Regions from separate parts of the Homo sapiens genome. Here region 2 is linked to region 1. A link is a loop called in an ENCODE intact Hi-C map of the cell type or tissue named here. Cell type or tissue: PC-9. All regions are shown on one strand. Links, peaks and the distances in the headings refer to the core of each region. The heading gives the core; the rest is flanking DNA.

Evidence for each region. Peaks named below come from ENCODE experiments on the same cell type or tissue, not always from the same donor. Only the 100,000 strongest peaks of a DNase experiment are listed, where the experiment ranks them.
Region 2: it touches region 1 in a loop (2.9-fold over the local background); 6 of 110 quality-filtered maps call a loop at or near these places.

The regions. Positions count from the first base shown.
Region 1 is chr14:34,048,682-34,058,144 of GRCh38, reverse strand. All of the region lies in intron 2 of EGLN3-AS1 (EGLN3 antisense RNA 1), which reads right to left. The region is part of intron 5 of LOC102724945 (a long non-coding RNA gene); the gene reads left to right. Among named protein-coding and RNA genes, the nearest start is that of EGLN3-AS1, 13 kb to the right of the region's middle. RefSeq lists an enhancer at 2,812-2,861. In PC-9, for the core only: no CTCF peak of the experiment used is centred there; DNase peaks (open chromatin) are centred at 5,354 and 5,984; H3K27ac peaks cover 872 bases.
Region 2 is chr14:33,993,085-34,002,547 of GRCh38, reverse strand. All of the region lies in intron 5 of LOC102724945 (a long non-coding RNA gene), which reads left to right. Among named protein-coding and RNA genes, the nearest start is that of EGLN3-AS1, 42 kb to the left of the region's middle. In PC-9, for the core only: no CTCF peak of the experiment used is centred there; a DNase peak (open chromatin) is centred at 4,787; H3K27ac peaks cover 1,521 bases.

The sequences.
Region 1 (9,463 bases), core at 3,875-6,374:
ACATAAGCTTCCTAAAGTGAAATTTTTAGGTTTAATAATATAAACATTTTCATGACAAGATCACATTACTTGGTGGCAATTTCCATGAAGACAGGAACTATCTCTGCCTGCTTTACTGCTGTATTACCAGTGTCCAGCATGGAGATGGTTCTTAGTGTGCATGTTTTGTTTGTTTGTTTGTTTGTTTTTTGAGACGGAGTCTCACCCTGTTGCCCAGGCTGGAGTGCAGTGGCGAGATCTCAGCTCACTTCAACCTCCGCTTCCTGCGTTCAAGAGATTTTCCTGCCTCAGCCTCCCGAGTAGCTGGGATTACAGGCTCGTACAACCATGCCTGGCCAATGTTTTTTGTATTTTTAGTAGAGATGGGATTTCACCATGTTGGCCAGGCTGGTCACAAACTCCTGATCTGAAGTGATCTGCCCGCCTGGGCCTCCCAAAGTGCTGGGATTACAGGTGTGAACCACCGTGCCCAGCCTTAATGTGCATTGTTGAATGAGTGAAGAAAACAAGGAAGAAATTTCCCTTCTTGCTTAGGAATATCAAAACTAAAGACTGTGTTTTATCCCAGCTGGTTCTAACCTGCTAAAGCTGACCATTAACTTTAAGGAACCCCCCCGGGCCCCACCCACACACAGGACCTGATTGAAAACTCTTTCCTGACCACAGACAGTGACACTTGTTTAAATGACTGACTGTCTAGAATGCTAGTTGTCAATGCTTAACTAGAATAATCATCAGGCACTTCTCTCCAGCACTTAAAAAGCAACCCCTGACATTTCCCTAACAGGGATACATTGCAAATTTCTGTTTTGGTTTGTGTTCCCTTGCCTGGTAAATTAGTAGACTCAGCTGTGATGAAACAACAACAACGACAACAAACCTCTAGGCTTATTCTTTGACAAATGAATATTGCCAAAATGAAATACATAAAAGTTGTAGCAATCTACAGTTCTACCATCAGTTTATATCTCACTGCTTTTTTGGTGCAATGTGTCTTGACCTTTGTTATTTAATGGATTAAAATGTGGGATAATTTTTTGCCTATTAAATTAGGTAGACTGACCTTTTCTTTTTTGAGACAGAGTTCTACTCTCGTTGCCCAGGCTGGAGTGCGATGGTACAATCTCGGCTCACCACAATCTCTGCCCCCTGGGTTCAAGTGATTCTCCTGCCTCAGCCTCCCAAATAGCTGGGATTACAGGCACACACCACCACACTCAGCTAATTTTGTATTTTCAGTAGAGATGGGGTTTCTCCATGTTGGTCAGGCTGGTCTCAAACTCGCGACCTCAGGTGATCCGCCCACCTCGGCCTCCCAAAGTGCTGAGATTACAGGAGTGAGCCACTGCGCCCAGCTGACTGAACTTTTAAATACAAATGTGATGATTTACATTTTTTCTTATCTATTGAGATCTTAGCGATTTTCTTATTAGTCTGTATGACCCTTTTATACACTAAGAATATTGCAGAGTAAATTCTTCATAATACTTTTAAAGTGAATCCCTGCCAGGAAGATCTTCCTGCAACACATAATTTTGATGTATTAAATTTTTGAAGCAATTGTGCATTTAAATTACTGCTGGAGGTGTTCTAAGATGGAAGGGGTAGTTTCTAGCTACTGGAAATATCTAAGTAGAGACTGTTTGATCCCTTGGGAGGGATTGAAACATATGATGACAGGTTGGACCAGTGCTCTTTCGGTTCCCTTACAACCTTGAGATTTTGTGATTCCATAACCTGTCCAAAAATAAAAGGCAATAAGGTTTTTTTTGCGGGGGGGGGGGGTGGGGTGGGGTGGTAATTTTCTTTCTATTAATACTCTGTAAGATTGACAGGCTCCTACAGAAGTCTAACAACTAAGAGAACCAAAGAATGATTTTCTGAAGCTACTGCCTTTATTCACACTTTTAAAAAGCCCAGGGTGGTTGAAGAGTGTGAATGTGCTTGGCCTTGCAGCTGTGTCCTGGCCCTTTAGAATTTGTTATCAAAACAAAACATGCATTTCCACTGGAAGTTTTTAGAACATTGATTTTGCAAACTTTTTCTAATTTCACTTTTGGTTTCTTCTGTGTAGTAAAATCTGTAAACTTATATTTTGCATATTTATTCTTTGTCAATTATCTGTTGTGTAGATTATTACGTATTTACATACACACAGCAATGCATACTTGTACACGAAAACCATGTATACACTATTTTATGGATAATTTAAGGGATTTTTTTTCAAGTGACTGCTTTCAGTTATGTGCTAACTTTGGAAACTACCACCAACATAAAAATCTGCTCTACTGAGGTATCCACCTAGATTTTTATTGTGGAAGTGCTTAATTCCTGTGTCTTGACATTTAGCATAAATGACATAGAGCTCATTTTACATCTATTGTGTAATGTGAGAGCTGTGTTCTGACAGCTCCTGTATTTCCCTTATTGGAATGTTCATTGTTCATTTGTAACTGCATATTTAATCTTTAGTCTCCTATATAGGCTACAAGTTTTGGGGGGCCATGGGGAGCAAGGGGACCTGATCCTCTGGTATCCCCAGAGTTTAGTGCTTGGCATTCTATAAAATCTCTGTTGAATTGAATTGAATGTAATAAATTACATGTAAAAACTAGATAGGAAAAAGCGCAAGAGGCTGTGGACTTAGTGTGAGGTCAGAAAGCTGGCTGAAAAACTAAGCGATCTGAGCACCTCCTAGAAGCTGGGCACTTAGCTGGCCTATCACCTGCCTTATCTTACTGAATCCTCACAACTTTGTTTTGAGAGTTTTTGTTTCTGTTTTGTTTTTATAGAAGAGGAATCCATGGTTCAGAAGGGTCAATGAACTTAGTCAACTGGTAAATGGTAGGACTGGGAGTTGCTCTGAGTTTATGGTGGCTTGAAAATCCAGGCTCTTTTCTCTTGAGTAGGATGCCTGCAGTATGTAGTCTAGTCTTGATTGGGGCAGAGTTGGGGAGGGAAGATGTGGCTTTAGGAAAGGACCTGGCTCCATTAACTTAGCTGAATTTTGTCTTTGTAATCGCTCCTCTCCACACCCCTTCCACTTCTCCATGCCCTCAGCTTTACTCCCTTCACCCCGTCAAGAGTCCAATGCTCTCATGATGCCTCCCCTCCTTACAGTGAGAGCTTCTGACCTTCTTTTCTAAACAAGCCTCAAACTCTGTCCTCCCCATCCAGCTATAGTCCTTAGTATTCTACTTCTATTTAATCTAATAAACTCTTCTGGGGAGAAAAATGGGAAATTGTTGTAATGTTTCCCATCCTTCTCATGTGCTTTTTTTTTTTTCTTTTCTTTTCTTTTTCTTTCTTTCTTTCTTTTTTTTTTTTTTTTTTTTGAGACAGAATCTTGCTCTGTCACCCAGACTGGAGTGCAGTGGCACAATCTCAGTTCGAGTAATTCTTGTGCCTCAGCCTCCCAAGTAGCTGGGATTACAGGCATGCACCACCAAGCCTGGCTAATTTATGTATTTTTAGTAGAGATGGGGTTTCACCATGTTGCCCAGACTGGTCTTGAACTCTTGGCCTCAAGTAATCCACCAGCCTCAGCCTCCCAAAGTGCTAGGAAATCAGGCTTGAGCCACCGTGCCTGACCTCACGTGCTCTTTTTAAATACAGATGCTGGTTGCAGGACTTTTAAGTTTGCTGGGGGAGCATTTGGGCAACAGGATAATTTGTCTCTTCAAATAAAATCATAGCAGGCAGCTACTTACTATCAAGGCACAAATGACTCTCAGATCTCAGGGACAATAATAAGGGCTAGCATTTCATTCATTGAATACATTCACGTGAAGGGCTACTGTGTGCTGGTGACTGTTCTAGGTGCTTTGTGTATATTAATTCGGTTAAATCCTTCTAATATCTCAATGACGTAGGTGCTAATGTTGCTCATACAGTTGGTGAGGGGAGAGTTGGGGCTGGGAAAGGGGCGAAGATAAAAAGGGAAGCTTTCAACAGTGGCTTGGGAATTTGACTGGAGATGAAACAAAAAATCAGGTTAGCCAGTGAACTGTTTCTAAATCCATTAAATAAAGACCTAGTTTAGACTAATGAGAGTAAGGAAGAATTTGTGTGAGTGCTTGCGCCAAGCGGGCAGCTGCCAATTGTTGAAGCAGGGCCTGCTCAAGTGTGTGCCCCAAGGAGCAGGAGGACCACTGGAGGGATCTGCTGCTCTGTGGTTCATTACAGGTAGTTTATTATTGGGTGGAACTGGCCGGAAGTTGAGCCAGCCAGGAGGGAGTGCAGAAGAGGAGTCTGCCAAGGGATATTGTGGGGGAAGATTCCAGGCTGGGAGAGTGAGCCAGATGGAGGGAGGAAATGAGCTTTTCCTGCTGGGTGGATTCCATCCACATGGAAATCCAAGTATGGGACTCTGAGAGTGGGAGGGTTGCAGGAGAGGGCCTGGTTTTGACTGGGAATCCCAAAGGCAGGACTGCTCCTAAAGTTAGTGGGTGTGGATTCCTGGGAAGTCTCCTCATCATTACAAAGCATTTACTGTGTTCTAAGCTGTGTTAATTCTCATGAAGGAGTGTTTCTGGAAATGAAATTTAGAAGGTGTGAGAGAATCATTTTCTGGGTGAGTGGCTGAAGCAGGCAGCATACTATGATCAACAAGGTGATCAACTGTCCTGATTTGCCTGGGACTGTCCTAACTTTTGCAATAAAATTCAGTCCCCCCTTCAGAGTACCCAGGACTCGGCTCATATGCCAGATCCCTGTAAAGGCCTTTCCTGACCATTATCTGAGATACTATCCTACCCTGTCCCCAGTGCTCACATCCTGTTCCCTTCAGAAGTACTTTCTCCATAACACTTACCCTTCCTTGCAGTCATCTTGCTTATTTGTTTATTGTCTCTTATCCAAAACTAGAATATAAGCTCCAGGAAGGCAGGGACTTTGGCTTTTCACTGTTGTATTCCCAGGGCTTAGAACAGGGCCAGGCACACAGAAGGTGCTCATTATATGGTTGTTGAGTGAGTAATTTTTTGTTTTTTTTTTAGTTTCAAGCACTGTGCCCAGCTCTGGATATACAATGGTGAGAAAAATCAGAAATGGTCTTTGTACTCATGAAGCATAGTGGAGGAGAAATACATTAATAACATATTTCCACCTACACAAGTAAAATTACACCTGGGATGAAGGAACAGCTGAAGAGGGGCCTGAAGGAGAGGTGCTGATGCTATGAGAAGATATGATGCTGGGTGGAGTCGGGGCCCCGGGGCCAGTGAAGGCTTGTCTAAGGAAGTAATGATTGAGTTGAGTCTAAAGGATGAAGAAGAAAAGGCTTTCTAGGAAGCAGGAACTGCACATGCAAATGCCCTGCAGCAGGATGGACCAGGAGTGTTTGGAATCCACAAACAGGCCCTGTGGTTGCAGTGCCCAGAGCAAGATGACTCATGACGCTGCGGGGAAAGGCCGAGGGGCAGGCACAGCCAGGCCACTCAGAACCTTGTACATTGGAGACCTTGCTGAAGATTTGGCTGTTTTTCCTAAGAACAGTGAGAAATCACTGAAGGGTTTAAAGTGTGTGTGTGTTGGCTGGGGGTGGTGGGGGGCAATCAGTCTTTGACGTGACTATTCCGTAGACTACCAGGGTTCCTCCATCCAAGTGGCTAAATGGTTAAAATAGTTAAAATTAATTAGGGAAAGGACAATGAAAATATTAACAATTATAAGAGGTAGCTCTTATAGTCTTAGTTCTCTTTTGTCTGCTGATGGAATAAATGTGGTATCAAAGACAGAAGAGTGGGGAGCAAAATTTATGGCCAAATAGATTTTTGAGGAATCTTTCTAAAAGTTGGTACTCAATAAAGAACATAAACTGCAAAGCCAAAGTATTTAAAGCACTCTTCTAGGCTCTGTGGGCAGAGAAAAAGGAAACCACAAGAATGTTCTTCCCCCTTAGGGAGCTTAGATGTTAAATGAGAGAGCACAGGACAGACCCAGGAACATGTTCAACAAGTACTGCTGCTGAGATACCCAGGCACATCGTAATATACAACCTTCCCTGAGCAAAGTCCATGTCTGAATCATTTCTGTTCCTCCCACAGATGTTAGCCAAGTGCTTTGGCCACAAGATGCGCCAAATGAATGAAGCTGAGCCTGTTCACCTCGGCAGAGAAAAGCAATTACTCAGTAGGCAAGTCAGGTCTCTAGTGATGCTTCCATTATAAAAAGTACTTTTAACAGAATGTAAACTCCATGAAGACAGAACTTTGTGTCCATTTTTTGGTTGTTCATTGGTGTGTCTTCAATGCCTAGTACCTTGTCGTTCAATAGTATTTGTTGAGTAAATGAATTTGTTAGCTTAAGTTAGAGCCCTTGGAATGATCAGAGGACTTTGTGAGGAATTGGTCAAGTAAATTAATTTTCCCTCCATATGATGGGGGTACTATTCAGCATGTAGAGCGTGTCCTGGAAGAAGGCTTACTGATGAGGCAGTGTAGCGAAAGAACAGGGCATGGAGGCCAAGTGCCTGCAGCAGAAGCCTGGTTCTACCATTCCCTAGCTATGTGACTTTGGGGAGCTTATTTATTTAATCTCTCTGTAATGCAGTTTCCTCAACTGTAAAATGGGTATAATAGTGCATACCTCCAAAGTCTTTTTTTTTTTTTGAGACGGAGTCTCGCTCTGTCGCCCCAGGCTGGAGTGCAGTGGCGCCATCTCGGATCACTGCAAGCTCCGCCTTCTGGGTTCACGCCATTCTCCTGCCTCAGCCTCCCGAGTAGCTGGGACTACAGGCGCCCACCACCACACCCGGCTAATTTTTTTGTCTTTTTAGTAGAGACGGGGTTTCACCATGTTAGCCAAGATGGTCTTGATCTCCTGACCTCGTGATCCGCCCGCCTCGGCCTCCCAAAGTGCTGGGATTACAGGCGTGAGCCACCGCGCCCGTCCACATATACTGACTTTTTAAATCCTCACAACAACTCTATGAAGTAGGTATTATCGTGATCCTCATTTTATAGTAAGTGATACATAACAGTAATTTCCTTGAATGTGATGGGTAGAAATTGGAGGGTTTTGAGGAGAGGAGTGACATGATCTAATGTGTAGTTTAACACGATCACTGCATCTGCTGTTTGAAAACAGACCGAGGAGAGTGGAAGGGAGTGAGGGCAGAACCAAGGATACCACTTAGGAAACTCCAGCAAGAATCTAGGTGAGATTTCATGTTGTCTTGCCTCAGGGCAGTAGTTGGTGATGCAAAAACAGTCTAATTTACATTATCTTTTGAAGATAGAACTCAAAGTTGGTGATGGAATGGAAGGATGGGAGGTATGAAAGAGATGAGTCATGAATGACTCTATGATTTTGGATCCAATCAACCAGAAGGATGAAATTGCCATGAGCTAAACTAGGAAAGACTGCAGGCGAGCAGGTTTAGAATGTATAGTTTGAGGTGCATATTTGGCACCCAAGTTGAGATGATGAATAGGCTGGTAGAAGTATGAGCTTGGAATTCAGAGAATCCTGGGCTGGAGATGTGAATGTGGGAGTCATCAGCCTACAGATGATATTAAAACCCATGCTACTGGATAAGATCACCAGTGGAGCAAGGAGAGAAGGAAAGCAGAAGTCCAAGGGTTGAGCCCAATATTCAGAGGTTGGGGAGAGGAGAGGAACCAGCAAAGAGACTGAGGAGGACCAGGCGGTGAGACTAAAGGAAACTAGGAGCATGTGAGATACTGGAGGCCACAGAAGAAAAGACTTCTAGTGTTTCATGTGCTTTTAAATCTACTCTTGGCAATGACTTTAGCAATTGCTCCCATGTCCGTGTCAGTGATATCACAGGTGAAGGAACTGATGCTCACAGAATTAGGCCCAAAAGGCAGAGTTTGTAGCAGCTATTGAAATGGGGCCCACATCTCCCCCTCCGTGTCCAGTGCTCTTTCACTGCACCACAACAGCCTCTGGTTGGAAGAAGGAGACTTGCCTAAGGCTATTATGTTTATACAAAATTATTCCCCCACCCCCAAAATTGTCTGTTTTAAACTAGACGTTCAACTTGGCTGCCTTGGTACAAAAAGCTATTTGATATTCAAGTAAGAGTGCTATAAAAGCAGACCAAAAAGGAAATAGGCTAGGCAACGTCATTGCCGACAGCTGAAGGATATGATAGAATTAGCAGCATCTGCTTAGGAAGTGCCTGACCTCACAAAGGTTGACAGGAATAATTTTGAGCCTGTGTTTGGAGCCACAGAGGATTAGGGGAGTGTGTGTGTGTGTGTGTGTGTGTGTGTGTGTATGCGTGTGTGTGTGTGAGAGAGAGAGAGAACGATGGAGAGAATGTGAGAGCATGAGCAAAATCACTCACTGACCTTTGGCTTGGTAAACTGTTTCTTGGGTTGCCTGGCCCCTGGTAAAGTCTTCAGGACTCTGCAGGGAAAATCCTGAGGTCAGGCAGATGAGAGGCGACTGTGATGACCCCATGATGGAGAAAGAGTGCAGGGGCAGTGATACATTCTGTGCTTGGTCCCCTGATCCTTATTGACAGGAGGGTGCCATGGGGAAAGCCAGTCAGAAATGGAAATGCTCTTTACCTACTCTGTCTTCTCTCCCTGCCTTCTTCTACCCAACAGCGGCATGAACTTGGAACTGTGAAAACAAAACTGAGTTAGACAAATCTCAGTGAGGAATTCCTTAGGATGGCATTGAAATGTCTGTAAGCACTGTGGTGCCAATAGGATGAATAGAAAAATAAATTGGAATCCCAGCCCTTTGGAAGGTTGAGGCAGGTGGATCACCTGAGGTCAGGAGTTCGAGACCAGCCTGACCCACATGGTGAAACCCCATCTCTATTAAAAATCCAAAATTAGCTGGGCATGGTGGCGCATACTTGTAATCCCAGCTACTCAGGAGGCTGAGGCATGAAAATTGTTTTAAGCTGGGAGGCGGAGGTTGCAGTTAGCCAAGATTGCGCCGCTGCACTCCAGTCTGGGCAACAAGAGCGAAACTCTGTCTTAAAAAAAAAGAAAAAGAAAGAAAAATCAGAACAGAATGGAGCAGCAAGTATTATACATTAGTTGAAATCAACCAAGTGGTGATTTGGGAGAAAAGCATCAGGATGGGAGGAAGGCTATGAGACAAGGCAACTCAGAAACAGGCCTGAACACTACAGCGGGATAGAGGCAGGGATCTGAGATTGGTAGCAAACCTAATATAGCTGAGATGGAACCCACAAAATTGCTTGGGAAGGTAACCCAAGAGTGTTTAAAATGACGTGATTGTTTCCTTATGGGGTAAGCATTTTTAATCCTGCAAAAATTTAGAAAAAAATGAAGAAATGTTTAAGAGAATCAAATTCATAATATTTTTGTTATACACATTTGGTTTTTTAAGTATTTGTAATATTTAAGGGAAACTGACCCATTAGAATAACAATCATCCTTTTGATGCCAAACAAAATATGTAATTAAGAAATTGATTTAGTTTTCTAATTTTAAATTAAAAGACATTCTAAAAT
Region 2 (9,463 bases), core at 3,604-6,103, 55 kb after region 1:
ATCCAGATGGCAGGATGGATGAGTTCCCTCTGGAAGCTCTAAAGAAGAATCTGTTTCCTTTCCTTTTCCGCCTTTTGGAGGTGGCCTGCCCTCCTTTGCTGAGGTCCCCTTCCTCCATCGTCAAAGCCAGCAATATAACCTCTTTATCCCACTCCCATAGTCGTTAGTCGTATCTCTTTCTCTAGCTCTCTTCCTCTGCCTCCCTCTTCCACTTTTAAGGATTCTTGTGATTAGAGTGGGCTCACTGGATAATCCAAGATAATCTCCTCATGTTAAGGTCAATGGATGTAGCAATTTTAACTGCATTTGCAACTTTAATTTCCCCTTTGCCATGTAACCTAACATATTCACAGTTCCTGGAACTAGGATGTGGGCATCTTTGCGGGGACGGAGTTGGGGAGGGAATTATTCTGCCTATCACACATATATATATACGTCTTTATAAAACTTCCCCCATTTTGATGTATGAAAATTTTGAGCCAAACAGACTATTGACTTCTTAAAGGCAAATCTGTGGCAAAATGTGTTGTTTTCTTGTATTTTTGGTCTTTCCCATGGCATCTTCAAAAATGCCAGAGCTTAGTAGGATCCTGGTAAATACCTGCCAATGGCTCCCAATGGCTTTGATTACTTGAATCATCATTCTTCTATTTGATTTTGTCTTTCCTGGCAGTTTGCACATACAGAACATTCAGGTGCTGACGCGCTGCGTTTCATACATGTGATAGCTAACGTTCACTGGAAGGAGCTACTGGGAATGCCATCAGAATAGTTTGCATTTAGCTCCTTCACAACTCAACCTTGATTTTCTAGTGGACAAATATATCAAATTAGAAATTGTAGATGTATGCAATGAGAAGAGGACAGGAGAAATCGAGGATAAGTACGGAAGTGTCTTTGTGATTCTTCCACCAACTCCTGGAGACAGATAGTTTCTTTCATGTGACAGTGGAAGCCAGATGACAGACTCAGCTGGAGCTGACAGCCCTTCCTCCCTGGAAAGCCCCAGAACCTCTTTCAGTAGAAAACAACCACAATATTTCCAGCAAATTCCAAAGAAAATCCTGCCACTTCTTTGGAGTTGACCAAAAATGTCACATTCTATCTATAAAACCAAAGGCTTTCTTCCAATAAATAGTTCCAAGAGGAAAGGGAGCCTTTTATTCTTGCTGATCTGCTCTGTCTTCTTGTTTGGCTTGCTTATAAATGTAGGCTTAACTGCAGGCACCACAATTTATTAATTCATTTAACTAAAAACCAACTATTTGTTAGGTACTGTATTGGTCCAACAATCAAAAAACTTTAACAAACATATTTATAGGGATTACTATTTGCCAAGCATTATTCCAAGTGACTAAACCATGCTAACTTGTGCAGTCCTCATAAGAACCCCAAGAAGAAGGTACTGTCACTATGCCTGTTTTACAGATGGGGAAACTGAGGTTCAGAGCAATTAATTCATTTGGCCAAGTAATAAGAGCCAGGATTCTAACCAAGGCTCTGGCTTGGAGTTGTTGCTCAAGATTACTTCACCATGCTGTCTCCCCTTGCAGCCAGTGCCTGCTTACAAAGAAGTTCTAGATTCATGGGGAAGACAACGAAGAAGCAAGAAACAACAAATCGGATTGAATTGTTTTGTACACTGCTGTATCCCCAGCACCTAAAACAGTACCCAAGTGCATAAGCAGGGACTGCATAATTATTTGTGGAATGTTGTTGCAATAAATACTATGAAGTAAACTGATTGGATGAGATGAGAGACTGTCACGGGAACCTACTTAATTCATATGCAGTGGTGAGGGAGGGCCTCTCTGACAGATGACATTTAAGCTAAGACCTAAAGGATGAAAACAAGGGAACCATGAAAAGAGTGTGGAAGAGCATTCAGGCAGAGGGACCAGTATGGTAAGAGGCCCTGAGGTCAGGGGATCCTGGCAGATGTGAGGAATGGAAGGAGCCGGTGTGTGGGAGCGGGGTGTGCACAGGCAGCTGTGGAATGAGATGAAGCAAGTTGTGAGCACAAGCTGGATTATGCAGGGCCTTAGGTCATTAGAATTCACTCTCACAGGGCCGTATAAATGCCATGGAAGAACTCAAAAGGGGGCCCATGGGCCCTGAACACCAGGACCATTCAATTCTTTTAGAAAGACAAGGCAAGGCAAGCAGAAAAAAAGAAGAAGAAGAAGAAGAAGAAGAAGAAGAAGAAGAAGAAGAAGAAGAATGCATTTGAGCCCTTTGGTGAACTTATTTGTTTAGTGAACATCTTCGTTTGTCTTTCCTTCTCTTGTTCATTCCTTTCTTCCTTCCTTTTTTTTTTTTTTTTTTGTTTTCTGAGGCCTTAAAAAACTACTCTTGTATTCTCTTATGATCTTTGGAAGACTTTAACTCAAATCAGGGACTGGCAAATGTTTGATCCATTTGACGGATCTCATATCTATAGTAATTTTAACTATGTTGCAATAGCTCATGAGGCCCTAAAGCTAACATTTCCATTTGTGGTATTTTTTAACAAGGACTAAATTTGGTTTGCTATATTGGTCTATCATCTGGGCTTTGTTTTAAAGCCCTGACTCACAGTTGAACATTGTACAGAAAGACCACACTACTATTTCTAGACTGGTATCTTGGTACAACGGGCTTGATGTCAGCCAGAGAAGTTGAGGAAGGTGAAATGGACTTGTGGAAGTATAACTTTCTCTCTTGTTTTAAAAAATCTTTATTGAAATATAATTTACATACCACACAATTCACCCATTTAGGATATACAGTACAACAGATAAGAGTTGTGTAATTATCACCACAATTAATTTTAGAACATTTCATTATCCCCAAAAGAAATCTTGTACCTACTAGCAATCAATCCCATTTCCCCTCCTCTATTTTCCCAGCCCATTAATCTACTTTCTATCTCTATAAATTTGCCCATTCTGGGCATTTCATATAAATGAAATCATGCAGTTTTTCGTGACTTTTTTCACTTGCATAATGTTTTCAAGGTTCATCCATATTATAGCCTGTGTCAATACTTCATTCCTTTTTTTTTTTTTTTTTGAGATGGAGTTTTGCTCTTGTTGCCTAGGCTGGAGTGCAATGGTGCGATCTCAGCTCACTGCAACCTCCACTTCCTGGGTTCAAGTGATTCTCCTGCCTCAGCCTCCAGAGTAGCTGGGATTACAGGCATGCGCCACTATGCCTGGCTAATTTTGTATTTTTAGTAGAGACGGGGTTTTTCCATGTTGGTCAGGCTGGTCTCAACCTCCCAACCTCAGGTGATCCACCTGCCTCAGCCTCCCAAAGGGCTGGGATTACAGGCGTGAGCCACCGTGCCTGGCCACTTCATTCCTTTTTGTAGCTTAATAATATTTCACTGTTTGAATTACATTTTTGTTTACCCATTTATCAGTTGATGAACATTTGGATTATTTCTACTGTTTGGCTATATGAATGACGCTACTATGAACACTTGTGTACATGCTTTTGTGTATATGTAAGCTTTCATTCTTTTGGGTATATACGTAGGAGTGGAATTGCCAGGCCATATGATAACCCCATGTTTAACACTTTGAGGGACTGCCAGACTATTTTCTAGAGTGGTTGCATCATTTTACATTCCCACCAGCAGTGTATGAAGGTTCCAGTTTCTCAACATCTTCACCAACATTTGTTACTGTGACTGTGACTCTTTGTCTGTGACCTCTCCATTGGAATCCTCAGGCATCTCCATTTCTTCTCCATTCTGCCACTTCCTTTGACCTGGCACATCCTCTGTAACACCAGCAATTTGTATCACTTTCACAATACTCTGGATATATGTCTTGGTGATTAAATGCAAACTGCTTTTCTTACTGAAAAAACTTTACTTCCCAATGGATAAAAGTGAAGGAAGCTAAGTGATATAGGAAGTTCCATAACTCATTCGTCTTCCCCTCATTCTGCAATGAGAAGCTAATGTTGGAGATTAAATAATGGACTTTGTTGATTTCAGTGTGTCTGCTGCTGAATGTGTAAATTCATCCTTTCTCAGATAGTCAGACACAACTAGCTAAGTAGCATCCTAAGTAAAAGTGGTAACATGAGTAATTCTGCCGGGAAATAAGGTCAACCTTTTCAGCCTTTTCTCATGAGATCTGGACTGTGAGCAAGGAGTAAAGAGCTACATAAACCTTGCACCTCAAATAACACTGAAGCTCTGTCCTCCTTGTTCCCTCTAATGCCTGAGCATCCAAGAAATGAAATATAGGACTAGAGATTTTTTTAAATAACCTGGATTTTGTAGAAAGAAAGATCATAATACATTAAGTAAAATATGGTTCCCATGTAAAATTATTCTTTCAAAAACTAGGAATTATATAAATACATGAAATCAGGATATATACAAAGGAGTTAGTAGTGATTTTTATTCCTTAACTGGTGGTTGAATAAGTGAGTGTTAAATTTTTTGCTTTCTTCACCTATATTTTTAACTTTTTTCTACAATGAACATATATTACATTGTAATAAGAAAAAGTTAATTTGTAAGTTGTATTTCTGATGCTTATATTGAATTACAAGACACAGTTTTTTTTCTACCTTGCAATAAATTATTAGGATGAAGAATAAATTTGGTTAGGAAACTAGACAATTATTTCAAGGTTTGTTCCAGCTCCCGAGGCTTTATGAGGTTACCATCAAATTTGGTCAGCAAAATAGATGGCAAACCATGACACAGCACAAATCATATTCTTTAGGACTCTTAAAATTGTATCAGAAACCACTAAAACTAGCTTAGCAGCATTTCTTGTAAGAATACAGACAGGGCTGATAGCCGGTTGCACTTGCTTGGGGATACTGGTTGTTTACATTGTAAAATACCTCTGTTCCTATTACTCTGACACCCCCAAATGCCTCCTGTCTGCCTCAGCCACTTGGGGATTTCTCAGGCTCTCTGTACTTCATGGCAAAAGAGGGAACGTGTGGAATGGCAGTGGACTTCTAGAACCATGTACCAGGTGTCTGGCCCTGTCTGTTCTAATTTTCTCCCCCAGTTTCATATTAACTATTTTGAATATCACCCTCAGAATGCATGGGTATCTCATGGAATCCAAGGGCAAAGATTTAGCTGGGCCTCCTGAAGGGACTAGACCCAGACTCTCGGGGGCTGTCAGGCTTCTCCTTATTTCTCATCTCTGTGCGTCTGCTCCATCCTCTCTTATTGCCTTTTCTGCCTTGAAGTTCACATGACAGAAATATGACCTACAGCTCTCAGAATTGTCATTTGACAGGTCTGGCCGTTTGGAAAGAGAATGATCTTCTTCTTCCCTCCCTCCCTTCCTATTTCAAATGTCCAGGGAAGAAACTGAATGCCAGTCATGTGCCCACTCCTGTACCAAACCTCTATGACCCTATGGGAAGAGGGGATCACATTGCCCAACCATGGCTTTTCCAATTATAATCATATGAATAGAGGGGGTGAACAATTCCAGATAAAATGAGGGAGCTTTTCCAGAAATTATGGAGTGGAGCACAAATATAATCATGTCCTTGCCTAGCACGTAGCTATCTCTCAACCTTCCTTTAATTGGGGCTTCTTTATCCAACAATCTTAACACTCCATGAAAGAGTCTCTGAATAGCCATATATCAAAGCTTATAATTTTGCATATAGAATTGTATATAGAAAAGTACCTAGCACAAAAGTTTTAAACTCTTATTTTACACAACTTGCTTATTAGGCTCTATGTCCAAGGCAAATCAGAAGTAGAATTAAAGAGGAGTGGTAAGAAAGGCAGGCTTGCTGAGCCTGGATGGCATATGAGTGTGAGTGGGTGTGTGATTGAGTGTGTGTGTGTGTGAGAGAGTGTGTGTGTGGGTGAGTGCGTATGCGACTGTGTGTGTGTATGCGAGTGTGTGTGTATGCGAGTGTGTGTGAGTGTGTGAGTGTGTGTGTGTGAGTGTGTATGCGTGTGTGTGTCTGTGAGCGCTCATGCGTGCACATCTTCAGTCATGTGCCCACTCCTGTACCAAACATTTATGGTCCTATGTGGGAGCAGATCATATTTCCCAATTACGGCTTTTTCCATTATGACCACATGGATGAAGTGGGTATATAGTTTCATACACACAAACACACACACACCACACACACACCCTGATACATAAATTCAGGAATAATGATTCAGCAATGCAAAAGGCAAAAATCGTATCTGAGGCCATTTTTCCATACCAATAATTAGAAATTTAAATAATCTATGAAGTAATAAAGTAAGTTAGCATATAATTATTGATATTTATTTTAATAACTAGAACCCTCCATTTTAAAAGTGAAATTATGTTGAATATATCCTGTTTAAGAAGGCAGAGAAAATTTTAATGCATTGATGAAAGAGAGTAATGGTAAATGTAGAAATACAGGGATACTTGATATCTAAGCTTTAGCTAGCTGGAAAGTTATTGAAAAAACTTGATAAGCTTTTGCTAGCTGGAAAATTATTATTCAGCAATGCTAGATCTTAGACAGGTCTTTGCGAATTTCTCCTCCATAAAATGGGACTGATAATTATACCCAATCGCCAGGGTAGAGAAGCTCACTATGTGTGAAAATCCTTTGAGATCTTTGAAGAAGTCAAGATGTTTTAAAGTATTAGTGATATTAAAATCTATTTTGGTTTTTGCAAGAACGATTGCACTGGAAACAAATTTACTTTTAATGAAAGAAACATGAGGGGAAATGAATTATTCTGCCTGGGTCTTTTTGAGTCCATTTCAAAGCACCACTTACTTAGGTCAGACCTTTTTATTGGTCACTTGTCTATAGTTTCTATTAATTATTTCATAGTTTAGCAATTTGCAACTCTAGATTGTCCATCTTTTAGGAAGTTGGATTGATGGCTTTATTTCATAAACTACAATTGTTAAAATCATGTTTTCTCCTACCTCTATCATGATTATCAAATAATGTAAAAATGTTGCACAAAATTCAAACTATAGAGAAAATAGTCACTCATAATCCCATTTGCTTCACTATTATAATTTTCCATATAATGTATATTTTTATGAAATTTCAGTCATAGCTATGTTCAATATTATAGTCTCCTTTTTCCATTTTGCTACTTGTTATTCTTGTTAATCAGAATTGTCCCCTTTAAATGTGCATACAATTCTATTGAGTGAATGTGCTAAAATAATGGAATAATCATTTCACTATTTTCAGATATTTAGATTCCTTTCTTTTTTTTTTATTACAATAAAAAGTACACCCTTTCCCTTCTTCCCAAATTGTGTAGTCTGGGTAATCTCTAAATTCTAAGTGCCCACCATGCCCATAGCCTGCCTCTGGGGAAAGAAGCCAAGTCTTTCTTCATAGTCATTATGCTCTATGCATGTGACTCTGCCATTCCTATGACTACTACTGAGCCAGGGGGTCTGTGCCTGGGCCAAAGGGCAGCCATGTCCATGAGAAAGGCCCATGCAGAGGCTCTACAAGAGACTGCCCAATAGCAGGGCACCATATTAGATGGTATCAAATGGATCCAGTTTCCTCCTCTCTCTCAGTGAGAATAAATGTGAGATACACAGAGCAGTCAGGATGCTCTGCATACCCTTTTGGAGACAGAAAAAGATGACCAGGACACCAAAGCTGTTGGCTCACCAGAGCTGCTACTACATTCTGAATAACAATGGACCATGTCTCTAGTTTGGCACAAACACTGTGTCCTTGCCAGTGGTAGAGGGCTGGGACTCAGGGTCATAGTCCAGCTTCTGAGACTACTGTCCATGCCCATTTTCTTCCCCGTGGAAGTAAGCCACCATCCCCTAATATAATTATTTTCTTTTCTCCTCTTAGATGACTTCCTTGGAATGAATTACCCAAAACAGGATAAAGGAGTATAAATATTTTTATGGTTCAGATATATATTATCAAATTACCTGGTAATGTTTCTAGAGATTTTCCTCTGGATCTTCTGCTCCACTTATTTTATGCTCTTTCAATCATCTCACCCTTCTCTACAGCTACAACGACCATCAAGTTTGAGACACCATTCAATTGTAAAATGCACCATTATTTTATGAATGACAGAAGAAAATGTGTTGTTAATTAGGTTGATATAATGCTTTATCACTTAAAATGTTTATTTCATAAGTATTGAAAAAGTTCTTTTAGACTTTTGTGCATATAAAAAATGAAATACAAGCAAAATACTATATATCTGACATTTTTCAGAATCTAACTTCTCAGAGTTACATTTTAACTCAAACTATCTTTATCCTTATTTTTCCATCACAGTATTGTGTCTTATTCCATCTAAAGTATTGATAAATCAGCATTACTTAAAAGAATTCTCAGCTGGGTGTGGGGCTCACACCTGTAATCTCAACACTTTGGGAGGCCGAGGTGGGAGGATCACTTGAGCCCAGGAGTTCAAGACCAAGCCTGAGCAATATAGCAAGACCTTGTTTTTACAAGAAACAAAAAAATAAAAATTATCCGGGTGTGGTGGTGTGCACCTGCAGTCCCAGTTCCTTGGGAGGCTGAGGTTGGAGGATCCCTTGAGCCTAGGAGTCAAGGTTGCAGTGAGCTATGATCTTGCCACTGCACTCTAGGCTGGGCAACAGAGCAAGACCTCTACTAATGTCCCAAAGAGTTTCTTCCAAGTCATTGACACCCACTCTGAAAGTTTTGATGTTGGCTCTTGTTTGATCATTCTAAAACTTACTGATAGAAAGTCTTCAGACAATACCCAGGAGTCATGTGCTTTCTTGAATAGTGCTTAAGTGTTTTGTTGACTGAAATGTCCAAAGTGTTACATTTGTCCAGTCCAGTCACTTGGACATACACAGCTGTGTGTTTGTTGCCTGTAATGATTGTAATCCTTATCAGTTGCAAGACACATTCTGATTTCAGAGATGTTAAAATGCAATACATATATATATAATATAATATATATGTATTGCATTATATATCATATATATATTGCATTTTAACATCTCTGAAATCAGAATGTTTCTTGCAATATATAGATATAGATAAAGATATAGATAGACAGATAGCATGTGCCAATGATTCCAAAATCTGTAATTCTATTCCAGACTGCTATGTAAACTGTCCTCCAGATCTCTATTTGGGCAACGCCCACATACCTCAAACAGCTTCTTATTGCTGTTGGAAACATTTCCAGAAATGTAGTGGCTTAAAACAATGCAAATGTATTGTCTGAAAGTTTTGGAGGTTAGGAGTCCAATATAGGTTTCACTAGGCTAAAATCAAGGGATCAGCAGGGTTACATTCCTCCTGGAAGCTCTAGGGTAGAATCCATTTTCTTGTCTCTTCCAGCTTGTAGGGGCTGTCTGCACTGGCTTGTGACTTCTTCCATCTTCAAAGCCAGCAATGGCCTCTCTTTCTTCCATCACATGACTCTGAATCTTACTCTCCTGCCTCCTATTTCACTTAGGATGTAAGTGGTTACATTGCGCCTACCTGGACAGTC